2 separate regions of the Homo sapiens genome follow, and region 2 is linked to region 1. Evidence: chromatin loops called from intact Hi-C (ENCODE). Cell type or tissue: PC-3. All regions are shown on one strand. Each heading gives the region's core, and the rest is flanking DNA. Links, peaks and the distances in the headings are about the cores only.

Region 1 (5,979 bases), core at 426-5,425:
TCATCCTTAAGAACACTCAGAGCTTCCTTTTAATACTACTTCCCCTTAAGGTCCAACTGCAATTCTAAGCTTTGCAGCCGGTATCATGACAAACGCATTCATAAAAGCATCCACCCCCTCTTGTAATTCTGTGTGTTGTACGCATATATATATATATATATATATATATATATATATATATATATATATGTGTGTGTGTGTGTTGTGTGTATTCATTTTAGTTTCAAGGTAAAAGTATGTATATATGTATGTGTATATATCTGTGTGTTTATGTAGAGACATATCTGATTTTCTTTAACTCTTTAGCTGGGTGACAAGTTTTTTTGTCTTTTTGGGTTTTTTTTGAGACGGAGTCTCGCTCTGTCGCCCAGGCTGGACGCCCAGGCTGGGCTCACTGCAGTGAGTGCAGTCGCGCGATCTCGGCTCACTGCAAGCTCCACCTCCCGGGTTCACGCCATTCTCCTGCCTCAGCCTCCGGAGTAGCTGGGACTACAGGCGCCGCCACCACGCCCAGCTAATTTTTTTTGTATTTTTAGTAGAGACGGGATTTCACTGTGTTAGCCAGGATGGTCTCGATCTCCTGACCTCGTGATCCACCCGCTTCGGCCTCCCAAAGTGCTAGGATTACAGGCGTGAGCCACCGCGCCCGGCCGGTGACAAGTTTTTTTGGGGGGCAAAGTTTATGCCTATTTTAGTGTCCTTATGACAATTAGGATAGTGCTTTGTATATATGAAGCATTGAATTTAAAATATATATATTGATTGGTTGAGTTGACGGTAAAATGAATGTCCCATTTGTGCACCCAAATAAGGAGTTATATACTTCTAAATGATATCTTTCTGGATAGTTTGAGGAACCAATAATTAAATGAGCCTGATGCAGAAAATTGGGCACTTTTACTTTTAAATCTTTAATATTTAGCCAGTTTTTATCCCAGGGGTAAGTAGAATCTTCATATCACCACTTGTCTTATACCTCCCAGCTATGTTTACATGTTTTTTTATATTTAAATTATCTATAAATCTTACATAAAGTGAAACCTGAAAAAGAAGTCCACTAATTTTGGTGCATAATTTTTTTATATATCCTATTTTTTTGGGAGCAAACTAAGCTCTGAGAACTCTTGTAATTCCTAACAATCACTTGAGGCCAGGAACATATTTAATATACACCTATCTCTCCCTACTACACATATCCACATTTTATTATTTGTGAATTTGGCCAAAGAATAATGGGTACTCAAAAATCGTCATTTTATATATTCTCTATTTAGAGGTATTCCATGCCTCCTTTCATACTCTAAGGAAATGTTCTTTCCTTAGCTACTGAAAAGTAAATTATTTCTTTTTTTTTTTAAGGCAAAATACAAACATAGACTTTATTAAATGCTGCTCAATCCCCCAATGAAGATCTTTTGTTACAAAACAGTTTTCCACACAACTGCAAGTTAAGAGATTGGAATGGTACTCTGATAACAAAAAATGTGAGAAATACTTGATCAAGTAAAAATATACAAGACCTCTATATAGTCAACCTTTTCAGAGCTCTACAGAGGAAGCCTACCTCATTTCCTTTAAATAAAGCCAGGCAGTGACAACTAGTGTTCTGTATCACCAGGGCCCTGATGTTCCTACTGATCCCACACATGATCACAATGGACTCCAGAAACGCTTAGTCTGAGCACTAAGCACCTACGAAGGATCAGTGGTTTTTAGAGGTAAATTGTATGTAAAAGGCCGTGCATCCTGAAGAAGCTTAGAGGAAAAGGTTTTTTAGGTCTGAAACTAGAAGAGGCATGTCAAGCGGCAGAGGATTTCCAGTTTCCACTTGCTGGGATTGGATGTAAGCAACATGACTCTTTAATTGCACACTGTATACGATTTAAAACAAAAACATGAATTATAGAAAGGTGATGGATCCATGAAGCACATCTTCCCACTCTCTCATCTTAATTTTTTTAATTTCTAAACAAATCTATCTCTCCCTCCAGACTGAATTACCCACTCTCCATTTTTCACTTCTTGTATGTACTTCTATTTTATAAAACTCATTTATCTCGTGTGTCTCTCCCTTAGAGTGCAAGCATTTATCCAGAACAGATAATGTGTCATATATATCTATGCAGCCCCTTTACCTAGAACAAAGCCTGGCACATGATGATGATCAACAAATGCTGGTTAAAATGTTTCAGTGAATTTTAAGCTGCTTGGAGAGACTGAATTATATCTTGATCACATTTACATCCTTAAAATTCTTTAAACAATGCTTTGTAAATAGATGGAACTGAATGCTTACTTTTTTGCTTTTAAACAAGGAGGGAATCCATGAGCTAAACTCTAAACATGGATGCTTTGTTGGGGCAGAGCGTGCCTACTTTTCAGGTGCAGGGCTCAGATGCAGAACCTGGGCCATTAGTTGATACGAGAAACTTAATCAGACAACAGAGATTTATCTTTTTCTTCATCAGCAGGGTATATCTCAAAAAAATTTTTAAAGAAAGGTTATTTGTTATTGTGGCATTTCGTGTTTGGCTTCATGTCCTGTTTTTTAGCATCCGCTTCTGCCCTGTAGTTTCTCTGGTAACTTGTGCCACTGTAGCAAGTGCTAACCGCCTGTTGATGGGGCAGTCTAAATGTGTCTGAGGAATAATTGTACCTGGACTTCACCTTAATGCCTTTATAATGTTCTCTGCTTTATATTTAAAGGTGACTAAGACAATTTAGTATCATAAAAGGCTGAGTAATACCCAAGGCAAACACATTTTAAGTCAGAGATGGGCTGGCCCCCTACTGTTCACATTATAAATTCATCTTGTGGGCCTCTGGAATAGAAAAACAATTGTTTCTTGGTGCAGTTTTATTTCCCCCCCTCTAGGCTACTTACTTCATGACTGTTCAGCACATGTAAATAAATATGTCATTATCCTTTTTAGTTTCAGAGTAACAGCAGGTAAGATAAGAATTTAAGCAAACATCAGGATGTAGGCCTCGAGACTGTGGGTCTTTGATACCTGGAAATGCAGAATTTTTCTTATGTTGTAACTTGTGAGAGTCCAAAGTTATAGAGACTTGGTGTATTAATCAGGGTTCTCCAGAGACACGAACCAATTGTGTGTGCATACACACACACACACACTCACACACATTTACTGTAAGCAGTTGGCTTACATGATAATGGAAGCTGATAAGCTGATAAGTCCCATGATCTGCAGTTAGTAAGCAGGAGACCCAGGAAAGCAGATGATGTAGTTCTAGTGTAAACTTCCAGTCCAAAGGCCTGAGAACCAGGAGGGCCAGTGATACAAGTTCTACTCTGAAAGCTGGCTTGAAACCTAAAAAGAGCTGATTTCTCGTTTTGAGTTCAAAGTCAGGATAAGAATGACGTCACAGCTTAGTTGGGCAAGAGGAGTTCCCTCTTAGCCTTTTTATTTCACCAGACCTTCAACTATTAGATGAAGATCACCCACATTAGGGAGGACAATCTTCTTTCCTCGGTCTACTGATTCAAGTAATCTCATCCAGAAACAACCTCACAGATACAACCAGACCTCACAGATACAATGCTTGACCAAATGTCTGGGCACCCCATGGTCAAGTTTACACATAAAATTCACCATCACACTTGGTATTGCTTAAGACGCTGCTTGGCTCTTGAATATATCTGTGCATGTATATATATGTGTGTGTATGTGTGTGTGTATATATATACACACACATATATATATACAGTCGCATACGCATAATGCCATTTTGGTCAATGGCAAACAGTATTTACATTGGTGATCTCATAAGACCATAATGGAGCTGAAAAATTCTTTTTGCCTAGTGACATCATAACTCTCATAGTCTTGTAGTACAATATATTACTCATGTGTTTATGGTAATGCTGAGGTAAACAAACCTACTGTACTACCAGTAGTATAAATGTGTACAGTAATGTCCTAGACCTTCACATTCACTCAACATTCACTCGATGACTCACCCAGACCAACTTTCAGTCCTGCAAGCTCCATTCATAGTAAGTACCTTTCTCAGGTGTATCACCTTTTAATCTTTGATGTTACATTTGTACAGTACCTTTTCTATGTTTAATACATGAAGGCTTACCTTTGTGTCACAATTGGCTACAATATTCAGTACAGTAACATGTTGTACAGGTTCGTAGCCTGAGGCAACAGAATATACCATATAGCCTAAGGGTGTAGTGGGCTATACCATGTAGGTTTGTGTAAGGACACTCTATGATATTCACAGGACAAAACTGCATAGCAATGCATTTCTCAGAACATATCCCCATCATTAAGCAATGTGTGACTGTATATAATTTCTCAATTTAACCATTTGTTATGGAATTTTATGTTTTCATATTAATATATTAAACTATAGTAAACACTAGTATTAAGCAAGTGTCTGGCACTTTGCTACATATATGACTTCATTTATTTGTTAAAATGATGCTATATGATATGTATTCTCATTACTCCAATTTTCCAGATGTAGATATTAAGTCTGAGACAGGTAAAGGAAATTGCCTCAAGTGGCGTAACTTGTAATTGGCATGTCAAGATTAGAATCCAGATCTATTTGGCACCAAAATTCTGCATTCTTCACTCTATTTCTCTTGAAACTCATGATACTGAGAAAATCTGCATTATATGTAGAATCTGAAGGTGTAAATATAGTGGTTCTGTTTTGGGAAATAATTGTTTTGCCATAAAAGCCAATTTGCAAGAAAATGTCATTAGGAATAACACTACTTAATTTTTTGTACATGTAGAGAAATAGCAGTGAGAAAGGAGCATTTCCAAGGTATAAAACCTGGAATGCAGTATGCTGAATTAAACAAATGAACATCAGACTGTTACTTTTCTCTGGAAGAAATAAATATTCCCCAAACAAGAGGGTTCAAACCTCATTTCTCTAAAGGATTCCTGGGTCAGGACTACTTCTGGCATCTTTATGGAAATAACTATTAGACAGATATGAGATGATAAAATCATTGTGATCTTAAATGTTGTATAGCAACATATACCTGGACCTAGCTACCTTTCACATTTTAGAGAGAACAGCCATCTGAAAAGCACACATGAGTTTTGCTATATTTTGGACTCTCATATTGCTTTTCCATGGTAGAACCAAAAATGAAAAACAGTATAATAATAATACAAATTTCTTATGTGATAATTTACCCAGATACCATATTTTCTTTTAAACTACCTGTTATAAGTTCATTGTAATGCCCACCAGGTTATTTGTGGATGGTAAGTCTATCTGCCATTCGCTAGCCCTGGAGCACATTGCTACTTTGACATGACATCTTGTAAAATCCAATGGAGACTTTGCTTATAACCGTAATGGAGTAACTGGTACAAGATTTGCCTTCCTAAGGATAAAATTGGACAAAACATATGCAATATACAGTTTTCAGATACAGGACAAAGGGAAGTACATGACCACACACCCAAGAGAAGAAAGGAAGAGAGCTCCATAATTGTCCAATATTTCTGTCTAGACACATTTTCCAGACCCAGCATGGGGAAAAATTCAAGCAGAGCATGATGATCTTGCAAAGTAAAGCACAAAAATCAGAATTTGGTACTATATGGTGACTAATTTACAGGGCATAGTACCGGTAACAAAGAAGCACCAGAAACCTGCATAGGGTCCCTGTGAAACTTTAAACAAATGGTAGTCAGAGCATGTGCAGGGTGAGGCTCTACAAAACTGGACTAAAACAAATGCCATGGGAAGAATAACTATAGGGAAGCTGTGACCCAAGCAATTTCTGGGTATCACACAGGACCAGGAGATTCTGAGGTGTGATAGCAACAGTGGAAAGAAATTACTGAATAGCTGAAGTATTGAGTAGTGACTTCAGAAGGAGCAACCTTGGGAGCAAAGATTATACAATTTTAGAGTAAAGTCTACTCTAGACTCTATTCAAACTTTAAGCCTTTAAAGCAGGGGTCCCCGATCCTG
Region 2 (5,979 bases), core at 363-5,362, 110 kb after region 1:
GACCTATTTTCTACTTTGTTTGAATACCCTTTATTGCTCAACACTAAGCAGTCACTCATAAGTGACTTCAGAACTCAGTGGTTAATGGTAAGTGGTTGACAGAACATGAAGAAACCATCAGTTGGCTTATATGATCAAGCATACTAGATTAAGCAAACTGTTTGCTAGAGGATAGTAGGCAGACATGTTTAAAACTATGTCTTCAATTTCTATTCCCATTAGACTATCACCATAAATCCACTTTTTTAAAAGTAAATTTCATATTTGTTTGCTTCTCTTTAGGTTGATTCTGGTATTTCCCCAAAGAACCACTGATGGCTGCCTTTTCCATGGCATTACAACCCCCCTGCTGGAGCTAATAATTATAACTCTGTTACAAGTATTTCTAGAAGCTTGGGGGCATGCCTTACCAAAATGAACACATATTTATGTGACTAAACAATATATTAGTGTTTGTATAAATCAAGTTACATACATTGTATACGGTAATAAATTACCAAGATTCTGTGACTAATGACTATAACTTTGTACTAACCAAACAGGGGTGCCATATATGATTGTGCAGGTTGTGTGCCACACCAGAGTAAAGCCAGAACAGTGAGTGGTGAGTCACCAAGCTGTGCACCTGGTGTACGTGAGTAACTATCAGAAAGACATAGCGCCTTTTTATTCTCAAGAAAGCATTTACCACTCTACCAGCCATGTACCCACAGGGAGAAGCCATATTTTTCAATTCACACAAAGGGGTCAAAAACATACCAGTAACTAGTAAAGCAAATGATCTTGAAATTCCGCTAAGAACCTCCTACATGCTGAATCCCAACTGATCTTTAATTCAGTTTCTACAAAGCAACAGAAGCTACAATCTGAGAAATTTTAGATTTCCTGAAAATAGTTCCCAGACCCTAGATCCCACTGACACCAAATGAAATCAAGCCATGCAAGACAATTTTTACTTGGATTTCTTAAGGAGGGGATAAAGATTGGAACAGATCCACAAATAAATGCTCAGAAACAAATGAAACAATGAGCTAAGAGACGTGGAGAAAGCCAGGCCTGCACCTACCAACCTGCATGTCAATGGAGAGGCACAATGTTCTCATTATGTACATCATATGGTTGCCCCATTTTCAGATGTCTTAATGGCCTAGGAAGATTATTCCATTAGGGTTTCCTTAATTATTTTCACAGTTACTGTTACCTTTGCACCTGGCCTCAGAGTAGTTTGAGAATAGTGTATGAATGATGCTGCGATGCATTAACTATAGCTGAGCAATTACACCATTCAACCAGAATACAAAGGTAATTCAAAGCAATGAATCCTTAGCTATGTATATGACAGAAGAATTGGTTCTTCTCTACGGTCTTTCAGTCAGCCAGTTAATACGCATGTAATACAGGTTATTAGAAGTAGTTATTTTCAAGGGGAGTTAAAGAAGCTGGGACATGTTCCAAAGCTAGACATTGTTATTGATATAATTTTTTTTGTATTTCATTTAAAATAGTCAAATAATAAAAGTAAAATATGTGTAATTACCTAATTAACCTTGTGTGTGACATGTACTTATGACCCTTGCCTCATGTTTAAATCACACCTGTTCCTAATCCCTGTCACCATCCCTCATACTATTCTTGAACCTCATACCATCCCTGAAAGTGATCATTGTTTATCCCAATCCTAGGCCACTTTCTATCTCAAACTGCCTCCCTAGGGTTTAATATTTGCTTTTAAGCCAAACTAAAATGTACCTGGAGTGAAAACAGAGGCTTCAAAATGCCATGTGATCAACATAGCCTGGTCCCTCTAGTTGTTTAAATACTGTTGGGAGATTAAGCCCATTAAAAATCTAACAAAGAAATCTTAACAAATATTGCCCTCACAGAGTTGTCAGAAGCTGATAAATATGACTAATATTAAACAAATGGATCTGTTAAGTGACCCAGGAGGTTGTCCCAGGAGGGACCCAGGAGGTGTGTGTATGCTTTCTCAAGTTTTATTTCTAATTGAAGATGCCTTCTGAAATTTGTTGACACTGTTAAGATGAGAAACCCTAAATAAAGAAATCTTAGCATGGATTGTGATCAGTGTGATGTGGGAGAGTTTCTTATGTCAAGAAGGTTAGGTGCCCAAGTTTCCCGACAACAAATATTCTCAATAATCTATCTCACTCTTTCAGAATCTGTTAGTCCATTTTGCATTGTTATAAAGAAATACCTGAGTCTGGGTAATTTATAAAGAAAAGAGCTGTATGTGGCCTAAAGTTTTGCAGACTGCACAAGAAGCATGACACCAGCATCTGCTTCTGGTTGGGCCTTAGAAAGTTTACAATCATAACAAAAGGTAGAGGGAGAGCCAGGAGTGTCACATGGCCAGAGGAAACAAGAGAGAGAGAGGGAAGGGGTGCCACGCTCTTTTTAACAACCAGATTTTATGGTAACTCATTACCATGGGGAGGGCATCAATCCATTCATGAGAGATCCATCCCCATAACCCAAACACTCCCAGTAGGCTCTACCTCCAACACTGGGGATCACATTTCAACATGAGATTTGGAAGGGCCAAAATATCCAAACTGTGTCAGAATCCAAACATGGGCTGTTTGATTACGTGGAAAATTGTCCAGGTTTCCTTATCGCTCATGAAACTCTTTTATATCCATCCTACAGAGAGATGACTCATGGCCCAGGTGAAATTCAGGTCCAAGCTCTGGAGAGTGTGTGGGGACTGGTGAAAAGACATGGTAAGATGAACACATGTGTAAGTGTAAGAGCATAAAGGGGCTTTGTTTCTATTGTTTGTTAGTGATTGTTTTGGATACTGTTTTAAATTTTTCAGTTTGGAAATTGAGTAGTAATAAAGTCTCCTTGGAGTAGAAAGTTAAGGAAGAGAAGAATAAAGTGGGAATAGGTAGGTCAGAGGACAGAAGCCTGGGAGTTTTACTTTTTTTGATAAACAAAGGGAATTCAAGGAAAATTTTAGTAAGAGAGTCGTGTGATTAAAGTGGGTTTACGGAAACAAAACAGGATACTTGGACAGACTATGTGAATGTGGATGATGACACACAGCATATTTATGTAGCCTGCAGCTAGTATTTCTATAAAATTATTTTGTGATCTCATAAAATCTCAGTAGTAACAATAACATATTATTTGAATCCTCAATGGGCTAAAAGTTTCACGATTCCATCCACATGCTGATTACATGAAACCTTGGTAATATACCCATAGCCAATATATCCTAAAGTCTAGATTGATTTATAACCTTGCAATCTTTTTGTACCCATTTAATATCTTTTATATAAAATCAGACATCCTGTGTTGTCTCTGATGCTGTATCTAAAGAGTTGAAAGAAGAGGAGTTTAGGCCACAGGAGTCTTTTTGGAGAGAGAATATAATGCAAGAGATCAGTAAAGCAATAAAAGGGTCTGACTGTCCCATTCCTAGTATATGAAATTCAGTTAAAAATATAACACCAAGATTTTTTAATAAAAGGATAGAAGCTTGTGGCTCCTGTCATTGAAGGTTCTAGTGCCAGATGAATCTTTACAATTTAGATCTTGGGTAGGAGGAGGGATATGGGGGAAAAATGAATAAATCTATAAAATTTGACAAGTGACAGATCTTTGCCTGGTTAACTGGCTATGCAAAGATTTTAGTAAATTCTTCTGTCATTCCCAATTTATCTTATTCATGAGAATGTTATAATATTCAAATGACACAATGGAAGGTAATCCTATATTTGCTTTGCAGAACATTTTAAGACGTGCAGTCAGAGTATATAATGTAGTCCTGGTTTCACCACTTTGCAAAGACAAAGTTGTATAATAAACTCCAAATCAGGGGAGAAAAACATATGGTATTATTTTCATTGTTTCAGAATATAGTAACACTGATAACACAATAGTCCATAGACTTAGAGCTGTTTTCAGCCAAAATACCTAAAATGTATGAATTGCTGCAACCTCTTGGCCCCCTTACTCTCTTCGTGTTGGCAACCCTATCTCTATCTGCCTTTTTTTCGTTTGTCTCTGTGCCTGCTATTTTTGTCTCCCTCTGCCTTCTCTGTGTCTTTCTTTGTGTTGGTTTCCCTCTTCTCCAGTTCATCTCCTTCTCCACATTCCGACCTCAATAGACACTTCCCCGTTTGCTGTCCTATGTCTTCATACTTTTCCTAACATGAAAAAGGAAAATGCAAGCCTTTGCTTGGATGTTTAGTTTGCATTTCCTTCTAATGTACTTTCCGAAAACTCCGAACAAAATCAAGAATTTCAATCCAAACTCAAGGGAAAAATTGCAATAAAGTGGTACAAATTAGAACAGAGATGAGAAAAAGAAATATTGTCAAGTTCTTGGAATATTTTAAAATATTATTACTGTAGGGAATGGATGAAGAAACTGGTTTTAAGCAACTGATGCAATTTTGATCAATAATTGAAGTTGAATAATTCTAAAAAAGACTATTAGCTCACAGATTGAGGTGCTCACTATGGGATCAGAGAGGCCTCAAATTATGGATCAGAGGGACTTCGCTTCAACCCTCCCCTGTTATTTCTGGCTATAGGTCCTGAAGACTTATTTATCATCTCTAAGTCTTGGTTTACTTAACAAAACAAAATAGAAAATAATACTAGGGTAGCTGAATTAAGATAATTTAAGTAAAGTGCTTAGCACCACTCTGAAACGTAATATATGTTCAAACATGTTAGTCATTATCATCAACATTATGGTTTTTCTTATTTTTATTGGGTACAAGAATAACAATTTCCACGTTAAATATTTACTCTCATAAAGACAATTATCCATTTAGAGCTCTGTGTTCTCTTCTTTCATGAAAGTTTAGCAAGTTCTTATTTTGATTTAATTTTTATTTGTATAAAACATATATGTACAAAGTTTAATAATCAGAGTATATACGTACAAAGTTTAATAAGCAAGGTTTCTCAAAAATTGTGAAGAAAATAACAGTGTTTAGCCTTATCCATTTGCACTCTAAATTCTCATTTCCAGAAGTAATTATCTTTATTTTCCAATGTTACATTTTTTTCTGAATATTCTTCCCTCCCTATGCCTAAATAACGTGTTTATTCTATTTTTTTCAGGTTTTATTGTTATCTGTTTAGTTCCTGCTGCGGAAGATGAGACTCTCGCTCTCTTTGTCATTTCCCCACATGCACAGAAACACACATATTTCTACTTTTCTCATCCTCTCAACAGGCTATCATAACTTTGGTTAAATCAATAGTCAGTGTTTGTATATTATTATTGGATAAATATTACTTACAGTGGAACCCATTTTGTGTATGATTAGATATTCTTTCTTGTAGAACTTTATGTTTATCCAGGAGTTAATACTTATCTGATTATTTTCAGTTGCTTAATGTCCTATACACCTGTTATTAATTTATGCTGAACTCTCCAACAGAAACTGAAATCTTGTCTTACTATGTTTAAACACATTGGGTATTCTACAAGTTTCTTTTCTTATTTATGTATAATTCTCCTAGGGCTTTCCATCTTCCTGCTCTAGTCTAAACTGGTTGTTCTCTAGGCCAGTGGCAATGTTATCATCCTGATATTCTCCTTCACCATCAGCCTGGGAGTTCTGTTGGTTTTTCTCCTGTATGGAATCCTCTATTTCCTGTTATTTTTAAAAACTTGGTGTCAACCCTAATTTTCATGGGTATATTTATGCAATAACTTTTCAGAAAAAGATACAAAAAAAGCAACATTTTTTTTCCTGTGATTTTGCTTACTTGAAAATATCTTTATTCCATGGGTCAGCCAACTATAGGCTGTAGGCTAAAATCCTCCCATTTTAGTGAATAAGGTTTTATTAGAATACAGCCACATCCATTTGTTTACTTATTATATATTATGCCACAATGGAAGATTTGAGAAATTGCAATAAAGAACATTTAGATGATAAAATCTACAACATTTATTATCTGGACCTTTACGAAGCAAATATTTGCTAACAC

Evidence for each region. Peaks named below come from ENCODE experiments on the same cell type or tissue, not always from the same donor. Only the 100,000 strongest peaks of a DNase experiment are listed, where the experiment ranks them.
Region 2: a loop joins it to region 1, with 8 times the contacts of the local background. A loop is called at or near these places in 1 of 110 quality-filtered maps.

The regions. Positions count from the first base shown.
Region 1 is chr18:41,393,126-41,399,104 of GRCh38, forward strand. No RefSeq gene overlaps it. Among named protein-coding and RNA genes, the nearest start is that of KC6, 120 kb to the right of the region's middle. In PC-3, for the core only: a CTCF peak has its summit at 2,799; a DNase peak (open chromatin) is centred at 2,806; H3K27ac peaks cover 1,567 bases.
Region 2 is chr18:41,501,467-41,507,445 of GRCh38, forward strand. The region is part of intron 2 of KC6 (keratoconus gene 6); the gene reads right to left. LOC105372083 (a long non-coding RNA gene) reads left to right here and starts at 2,668. Exons shown (of 2, transcript XR_001753428.2): 1 at 2,668-2,741; 2 at 5,101-5,979. In PC-3, for the core only: no CTCF peak of the experiment used is centred there; a DNase peak (open chromatin) is centred at 575; H3K4me3 peaks cover 273 bases; H3K27ac peaks cover 3,284 bases.